Linked DNA regions of Homo sapiens: region 2 is linked to region 1. Evidence: read pairs that join two places in POLR2A ChIA-PET (ENCODE). Cell type or tissue: PC-9. All regions are shown on one strand. Links, peaks and the distances in the headings refer to the core of each region. The heading gives the core; the rest is flanking DNA. Region 1 overlaps CD164 (CD164 molecule). Region 2 has its middle 100 kb from the start of CEP57L1.

Region 1 (4,400 bases), core at 2-4,001:
TGTTAATATCTATGTATCTATCTTGTATAAAATCTATGTATACATCTGGATAAAATTTGCGAAAACTCTTATCTTGCTCACTGCCAAGGGCAAGAACATTTAGGTGAGGAAACTATAGGTTCTTCATAATCTTTCTCCTAAGACAAAAACTATTAAAGTCGTAAGTTCTCTCTTACAAGGGTATTGAGATTTGCCTATCTTCTTCACTTCAGGAGTTGGCAAACTTTTCTTAAATGGGTTGAAAGCAAATATTTTACTCTTTGGGCACTGTGTGATGCAAAAGCAGCCAAAGTCAACATGCAGACGAATGGGCATGGTATGTTCCAATAAAGCTTTATAAGAACAGGGGCCCTGGGCCCACAGTTCCCCAACGTAAGATTCTAAGAGCCCAAGGTTAAGTAAGCTCTAGTCCACCACACTGCATGAGGCCAAAATACTATTTGAGTTGCCATTACTAAAGGCAAGAACTGCAATTACTTTTGCACCAACCTAATAGCTGATGATACTGCTAAAGAAATGTACACTCTGAGAAGGATTAGTTTGAATGTAAAATCATTTTAGGGACTAAAGCACTCTTTTTTTTTTTTTGAGATGGAGTCTCGCTCTGTCACCCAGACTGGAGTGCAATGGTGCATTCTCAGCTCACTGCAACCTCCGCCTCCCAGGTTCAAACGATTCTCCTCCCTCAGCCTCCTGTGTAGCTGGGATTACAGGCATGTGCCACCACACCCAGCTAATTTTTTATTTTTAGGAGAGACAGGGTTTCACCATGTTGACCAGGCTCATCTTGAACTCCTGACCTCAAGTGATCTGCCGCCTTGGCCTCCCAAAGTGCTGGGATTATAAGCATGACTCACCTCGTCCAGCCAGTATATCACCTATTAAGTTTCTATTGGTAGTATGAATACTAATAGAAGTCTGACCAAGGCTTTCAGAAAGGAAGGATGTGAATATAGTTTCTACAAATTAACATTTTTTCTAACATCCAAATGGCTACCAAATAAATTCAAAGTTTGCTGGAGCATTTGAGAAAGGTTTCATTAAGAGGTTGTCCTAAGGGTAGGGTTCAAATTTTTGGAAAGTGCACTATAGGAGTCACTAGCTAAGAGAGCTTATTTTGTCTCAGGAAATCATTAGGTAAGTCAGGCTTCAGAGTGCAAGGGCTTCAATATGAGGATATGCTTATGCTGGTGGGCCGCTAGGGATGATCTGGGGAAAGATGAGGAAGATTAATCATATGAGATTTATATTTTTATAAAAATGTAAGGTGCTATGCAAACATTCATTTTTGTACTATTTCAGAAAAAAGGGTTTGAAGGCTAAAGAGAATTTGGAAAACAAATGTTACTTCTGTTTAAAGTACATAACTGAACAGACTTCAAAGTGATATGCTTAACCCACGAAAGACAGGGAAAGGGTGCCAAATAACTGTTGATGAAGCACAGAAATGAGTAATCTTTTCACTGCATTAGACTTTCAAACAATCGAACAAAAACCTCAATAGGAATCAGCATCCTCCCAAATTCTACTAATATAAAAGAGGAAGTTCTGTGCTTTAACAGTAAATATACACTAAAAGAGCAGGGCTTGACAGTTTTCAGATATTGCTAAATACCTGAATTGTTGCTAAAAGTAGATCTTTAAAGACCAGGACTCTCGTAACAGGCTGACTACCCATAATCCCAAGGTTGACTGAATCCTAGGAAACTAAGGTATTCTAATTTTCACATGACCATGAGTCACAGAGAGCTTAAGACTTCTTTTATTAATATTGATACTACTTAGAAGCTAATAGGTGATATACAAATAATACTGATGGATATGTTCAGACCCATTTGCTTTCTTTTTTCCCTCTTACTTCAAGCATTGTTGTACATACTTCCATCCATCCTGCTCTTGATTAAACAGTTCTCTCAACTCTCCATGCTGAGAAAATCTTACAGGAAAATATTTGACCTTATCTCTGGTAAGACTGGTCCTTACACAGAATTCTTAGATTAGAGGCTGTGGTTATGTTAAAGCTCATTATTTCTGTCAAGGTTTTTACTGCTTCTGTGTAACCACAAAAAAATACACTTTACAAATTAAACACATCAAATTCTGTTCAATCTCAAAACACTATTACCAATTGTTTGACAATGTTAGGAAAAAAATTCTGCAAATTTGCAATTTGGTTCTCATTACCCAGCCTCAGAACAAGGTAAAAACTATTTCTTTTTAATAAGTAGGCAAAATATTTTATTTTCGATTTTGAAAAAAGTATTGCATTGACAATATTTTCAAAATAAAAGCACCACTTAGGGAATATACCTCTGTTGACCTACTGTTTCTTTTACTGAAAAAAAAAGATTCATTAGGAAAGGTTAAAAAAAAATAATAATAATCATAAGTTATAAAAGTTGCTATTAGTGGTAAGAAAATCTAGAAAATGCCAAAAAAAATACTGAATTAGTCCCATCAGAGTAACAGGTTACTTCTTGCCATTTTTCTAGGCATGTATATAACAAGAGCTAAAATTGTATTACAATTGCTTAATACAGTTCATCTTCCACTTCATATGAACATTTTCCACTGTATCTGACATATTTTGGCTATTCTATTATTTGTACTGAAGGAGGGCCATTATAATTAACCTCATTATACACCCTTCTATATAAATTAGATTCTCTTTGCATTGTTTAACTACCCCTTCACTTCTCACTTGCTCTCTTCGGCAGACGGTACACATGCCCGGAAAAGAAACCGCCTAAAGGTTTGTTCTTCAACTAGTGTCAGTCAACTGATGCATTTTCTGCAGATAAGCCCTTGCTGCTTTCCCCCTTTACAGCACCAAAGAGAGCTATAGCACAAAAGACTCATGGCAATTCACAGGAGGACCCAGGGTGGAGAAAGCTGCAGAGAACTACATCAAGAGTGAACCCAGTTCTCAAGAAATGAACAACAGTTCTGAATAAATTGTTCCCCCACTCCCTGCACCCCATTTTCTTTTCATAACCAACCTTCTGAAAATTACTTTTCTCCAAACACCTCTGGTTTCAGCAACCTTCAACATCCTACTTAGTCAATGTCTTCTAATGAGTGTTAAATATTTACGACCACATCACCATATAATCATCAGCTCAAAATAAGTTTTGTATCATTTGCAGACTTCCATGGCATGACTATTTCCATGGTAACCAGTTTCAAGTTACCAACATGGTATCACTGAACATGGGCTGGGAAGAGCTACTACACAATAACTGGCTAGCAAAAGCTGGTCCAAGCCAGCTCCACACACCACTGCGTAAGTGTTTCAAGATGAGTTGTCCTTGTTACAGCATTTGACTACTTCTTCCTTTGAAAAACTACGCCCACAACCACATACTGTTAGTTTCTTGCACATACTTCTCTGGGCTTTTTTACTACCCTACCCCCATCCCTATTTCCTCCCGTCTTCTTCCTAGCCCTTAGACATTACTGTTTCCTAGAGTCTGGTCTTCAAGCCCCATCCCTTCTTTCTATATGCTCCTCCAGTGCCTCTACTACTGCCTATGCCTATTTATATTTTTAGCCAAGAGCTCTTGCCTGACTTGCAGTTTCCTGAATACTGAACAGATCCCACTTAAATGGATTCTAGGTATCTTAAACTAAAATCCCAAATGACAGGCCCAACCATCAATAGACTGCTCTTCCTCTTTCTTGCTTACTTTGGTGAAAATTCCTCCCCTTCTCCCTATCACTCTACCTCTCCTCCTCTCAGTCATGAAGTCCTACCCCTTCTACTTCCTAAACTTATTTGCAAACATCTGCAGCCCACCTCTATCTGTTCTCTAGAATTATTGTAACAGGCTATCTAATCTCCTGAGTTCCTTCTGGCATCGTTCCAATCTACTCTCCACAATGCCAGAATAAGTTGTTTTATTAAAATGCAAGTCTGATCATATGACCTATAAACTTTAAAATCTTTCAGGATAACATCTAAGTCTACCAGCAAGGCATACAAAGGTGTTTCCCAATTCTGCTCACCTGGTGAGCAACTGGTGATGGACCAGCTTAACTCCTTCTCACCTTGTACAGGATGGGACACTCTTTGAACTCACCGTACTACTTCACATCTCCTCCGCATGTGCTGACCCGCTGCTCCACTTCAGAGGCTCTCTCCAAGTTTTCCAGTGCAGTTTCACTACCAAGCTATCACCACATCTGCATCCCACCCAATACACATTCCTTCTTACAAATTTCCCAATACGCTGTGCTCACTGAGATCTTTCATTGTTCCTACAGTAGACAAAATGCTGGCTTAACCCTACCATTTACCCTAGTACTTGTCTTGGAATAGACGCATTTAATATTGGTAAAATGTTAAGTATTTAATATTTACTCTTCCTCTCAAGTTAGTAAATTTTAAGGAGTTCTTATCC
Region 2 (4,400 bases), core at 199-4,198, 180 kb before region 1:
TCTTGTTGGTAACTTTCTTCACCTCTGTCATTTCTGAGCCTGTTTCTCATCCCTAATTTTTCTTTTGCTTTTGGATCATGCTTTCCTCTTTTCTTTGCATGTCTAGTAATTTTTTATTGAATGCTGAAAATTGTCAATTTTTCATTATTAAGTACCAGATTTTTTGTATTATTTAGAGCTTATTGGACTTTATTCTGGTAGGCAGTTAAGTTACTTACAGATCAGCTTAATCCTTTCAAGGCTGAAGGATTGTTAGAGCAGGTTTAGAATAATCATTACTCTAGGCATAGTTTATCCTTTTACTAAAGCTTTTGATGTCTCTACTAAATGTCCCAGATATTTAGTGAAAAGCCCTCACTCTAGCTGGTTGGACTTGAACAACTCTCAGCCTCATATGAACTCGGAACTGTTCAGTTTACAATTCCCTAGTCAGTTATTCTTTGGACAGCCTCCTGGAGTTTCACCTTTTACATGCATGGCTTAGTATTCAGCAACAGACTGAAAGGGATCTTGATGCAGATTTCTAGAATCCCTTCTTTGCATGGCTTCCTTCTCTCCTGCAAACATCAGCTGACTCAATTTTCCAAATTTCAGTTTCTCTTTCTTTAACTCAGAGAGATCATCTACTCTGCTTAGGATTCCCTTTCTTGCTCCATGGCTCAGAAACTGCCTTCTGGTATGAAACTAAGGTGATTGCAGGGCCTACATGATTTGTTTCCTTCTCTCAGGGACCAGAGTCCTGCATTGCCCATTGTCCAGTGTCAGAAAACAGTTACCTTGTATATTGTGTCCAATTTTCTAGTTGTTTATGATAGAAGGGTAAGTCTGGTTCTGGTTATTCCATCACAGCCAGTATTATTTTTATTATCAGAAAGAAAATCTTTAAAAGAATTAACTGTTTTTAAGTATAAATAAAATTTCTGATCTGAGGTTAAAAGCTATAATCTTACCTGTAATGTACTCTGTATTTTTGACTCATAAGTTCAGTTTTTAATAAAAAATTTTAGGCTCAGCTTTAGATTACTTGACAGACTTTTATGTCACTGCTAAAATTGTTTGGTAACTGAGAAATTAGCTTAAATCTATTGACTTGGTAACAGATCATAAAGACTTAGAAATGTCTACTCACTTTATTTCAATTTGAATACTATCTTGAGCCAGACTTCTCTTTTTTTGTCTTTTTGAGATAGAGTTTCACTCTTGTTGCCCAGGCTGGAGTGCAATGGTGCGATCTCGGCTCACTGCAACCTCTGCTCACTGCAACCTCTGCCTCCCAGGTTCAAGCAATTCTCCAGCATCAGCCTCTCGAGTAGCTGAGATTATAGGCACCCGCCACCATGCCCAGCTAATTTTTTGTATTTTTAGTAGAGATGGGGTTTCACTATGTTGGCCAGGCTGGTCTCGAACTCCTGACCTCAGGTGATCCACCCGCCTTGGCTTCCCAAAGTGCTGGGGTTACAGGCGTGAGCTACCACGCCCGGCCGAGCCAGACTTCTTAATGTTATGGTCTTCATATAGAAAAATACATCTTTCCGGCTGGGCACAGTGGCTTACGCCTGTAATCCCAGCACTTTGGGAGGCCGAGGCAGGCGGATCACGAGGTCAGGAGATCGAGACCATCCTGGCTAACACGGTGAAACCCCGTCTCTACTAAAAATACAAAAAATTAGCTGGGCGTGGTGGCAGGCGCCTGTAGTCCCAGCTACTCAGGAGGCTGAGGCAGGAGAATGGCATGAATCCGGGAGGCAGAGCTTGCCGTGAGCTGAGATCGTGCCACTGCACTCCAGCCTGGGCAAGAGAGCAAGACTCCGTCTCAAAAAAAAAAAAAAAAAAGAAAGAAAGAAAGAAAAATGCATCTTTCCAAAACAACCAGAGACTGATTTTCCTCGTTAGTGTTCTTAAGACTTTATTCAATCTTCCTTCTCTAAGTGCTTATTTTTCTTGTTGTTAAAGTATTACACAGAGAGAATTGCCCAGCTGGCCCAGAGTAAATATTTACACATGCTTAGGTGGAAGAGGTTTTGCCAACACAGTAAGATCATGGAGCAACTTTATCCTCTTTACAAGGTAGGAAGTCTATGAACAGAACCTCTGGGCTATTTTTTTATATTTTTAAAAGTCACAGCTAAAGATAGAAAAGAAACTAATGGATGTGCCTTCTTGCCTGTTCTACCTATGGCAGAAGGTAATGGTAAAGGTAATCTATTCTTAAGAATAAAATTTGAAGGAAGTTTTGTATGAGAGGAAATGCATTTTTCTTCACAGACTTAGCTTCCTCAGCTTTACGTAAAAAGTTCAGAAGCGACTCCAGTTATAAGTATCCCTATGCACTGACTCTTTGCTTGGAGTCTGTCTCCTTCAAAGTCCTAAGAATATGACCACTGTCCTTATAAGTCAAATTCAGAATATGGAAGAACTTTGGGATTCAAAGAACTCCTTTATTTAGACCCAAAACAACATTACCCTATGCTTGGAAGCAAATGATACAGAGCATAAGGCTTGCAAATAACCAAGTTCTATCTTTGTATCTCTCTTAAACAGAAACAAGTTGGCTACATTATGCAGGAGTACAATGACACCCTTCAGAGAGCTGAAAGATTGTCTGTTGCTCGAGAAAACTTCCTCATGGGAAAAAACAATCCTCCTAACTTGGTGACACAGGAAGATCTGACTATTTACACAAAGTGGTTAGTGTGCCACCTGCACTCTCTTGGGACTGTTCACCAGTACCTGCAGGTATGTGAAACACAGTGATGTGATGATGTGGCACCCTTCTAGGGATGATCAGTACATTGTTTTCTCACATCTGTCACTTAGTTTTAGATTGTCACTGTTTCAGGACTCCACCTGCCCTACAAATGACAGAAACATAATGGGTCACTGGATTTCTTCTTTGAAACCTTAGACATCTTTCTCTTTTGAAACTTTATTCTACTGAAATAATTTAGCTTTCTCAAAGATGACTCTGTTGTACTATTTCATATTCACTCTGTAAGTTCTTGTCTTCATCATCTTGTTCAGGATCTATGCTCTCTGATTTAGATCCACTTTTTAAATATTAGGTGATGTTTAATGAGGGTCTAATATGTGCCAGGTACTTGTCCTAGGCATGCAGCAAAGATACGGCCTTTGCTGAAAAGTAACTGGGTTCTCGGCTGGTAGGGATATGGGTAAGTAAATATTCAACTGAAATACAACGGGGTAAAAAAGAACAGGATAAGTGTAAGCATAGGGTAAAGAGAGTCACAGAGAGGCTCTAAGTCAGGCTAGAGGCATCAGAAAGGAGTAACATGATCACATTTCCATTTTGGAAAGATTATTGTTTTTCTACCCATATCTTTTCCTACTTCTCTCTGCCTTAGCTCAGAGACACCATCATACATGGAATTGCCCAAATCGGAAACTGGCTTCGTCCTTTCCCCGCACCCAGCCAGCCACTATGGGCACTTCCTCTGATACATTTCTCACCAGTCACATGGTGTTATAACGATCTGCTTATAAGTCTGGGTCTTTAGTAAACCGTGAGCTCTTTGAGGTTGTATCCTGTCTTATTCCTCTTTGTCTCCCTAGCACCCCACACAGTGCCTTGTCCATTTTGGGTCCTTGATCAAAGTAGACCTGTTTGGAGGTTAAGGCCACTCAGAGTCAGTAACAGTACTAGGTCTCCGAGCTCCAAATGTAGCCCCTTATCATTGGGCAGGTTACTGAGGCTCCACTTCTACTTCTTTTCTTCTCTCCCAAAGCAAAGGGCTGCTCCTGAACCTGAGTCTGGAAGCTTCTGTGAGAACTGTATTGATGTTTGGCCTCTTGGTCTTGCCCTTCTATAGGCCCTCCAGTATTTGCCCATCTCCAAAGTGCTGAGTGTAGCTTTCAACCGAGTCGCTGAAGCTGGTCAGAAAAATGAAAATGTCTGTGTCAATGACATTGACCCTGACATTCAGGGTTCTGCATCTCCTGACCCTGTGGATACCAGCATTTCTGGTAAGAAATTAGTCTTCTTTCCCCTCGGGTAATGTGGAGCAAAGAAGATTGTAATTTTAGACTTATGCTGGTTGTCCCATGTTCTTGCTAAAAATTGTTCTATATACCAAAATTTTTATCTCCTTAATAAATAAGTCTTAGTTTAATATTTTCAGACTGGAAAAAATAACAAACAATTTTTAAGACATGTTTTAATCTCCGTCTTTATAATTAGCAAGTTAAGAGTGAGAGAAAAAAATGGACTTGAAGTCAGCAGTACTGGGCTCTAGGCTTGTTCCTGTCCTGGCCTCACTGTGGGCCTGCATTTTATCTCCTTTGGCCTCAATTTGGTCATCTCCATAACAAACCTTTGAGAATCAGTGATCTCTAAGGCTCCTTCCAGTTTTCATATTACACAAATCTAAAATAATTTCTTCATC

Evidence for each region. ChIA-PET counts read pairs that join two places held together with the same protein. Peaks named below come from ENCODE experiments on the same cell type or tissue, not always from the same donor. Only the 100,000 strongest peaks of a DNase experiment are listed, where the experiment ranks them.
Region 2: POLR2A ChIA-PET joins it to region 1 with 6 read pairs; 25 of 35 experiments call an interaction of 5 or more read pairs at or near these places.

The regions. Positions count from the first base shown.
Region 1 is chr6:109,370,681-109,375,080 of GRCh38, forward strand. The region is part of intron 4 of CD164 (CD164 molecule); the gene reads right to left. Among named protein-coding and RNA genes, the nearest start is that of CD164, 9.6 kb to the right of the region's middle. In PC-9, for the core only: no CTCF peak of the experiment used is centred there; no DNase peak of the experiment used is centred there; H3K27ac peaks cover 718 bases.
Region 2 is chr6:109,194,532-109,198,931 of GRCh38, forward strand. It overlaps the pseudogene CCDC162P. Among named protein-coding and RNA genes, the nearest start is that of CEP57L1, 100 kb to the left of the region's middle. In PC-9, for the core only: no CTCF peak of the experiment used is centred there; no DNase peak of the experiment used is centred there.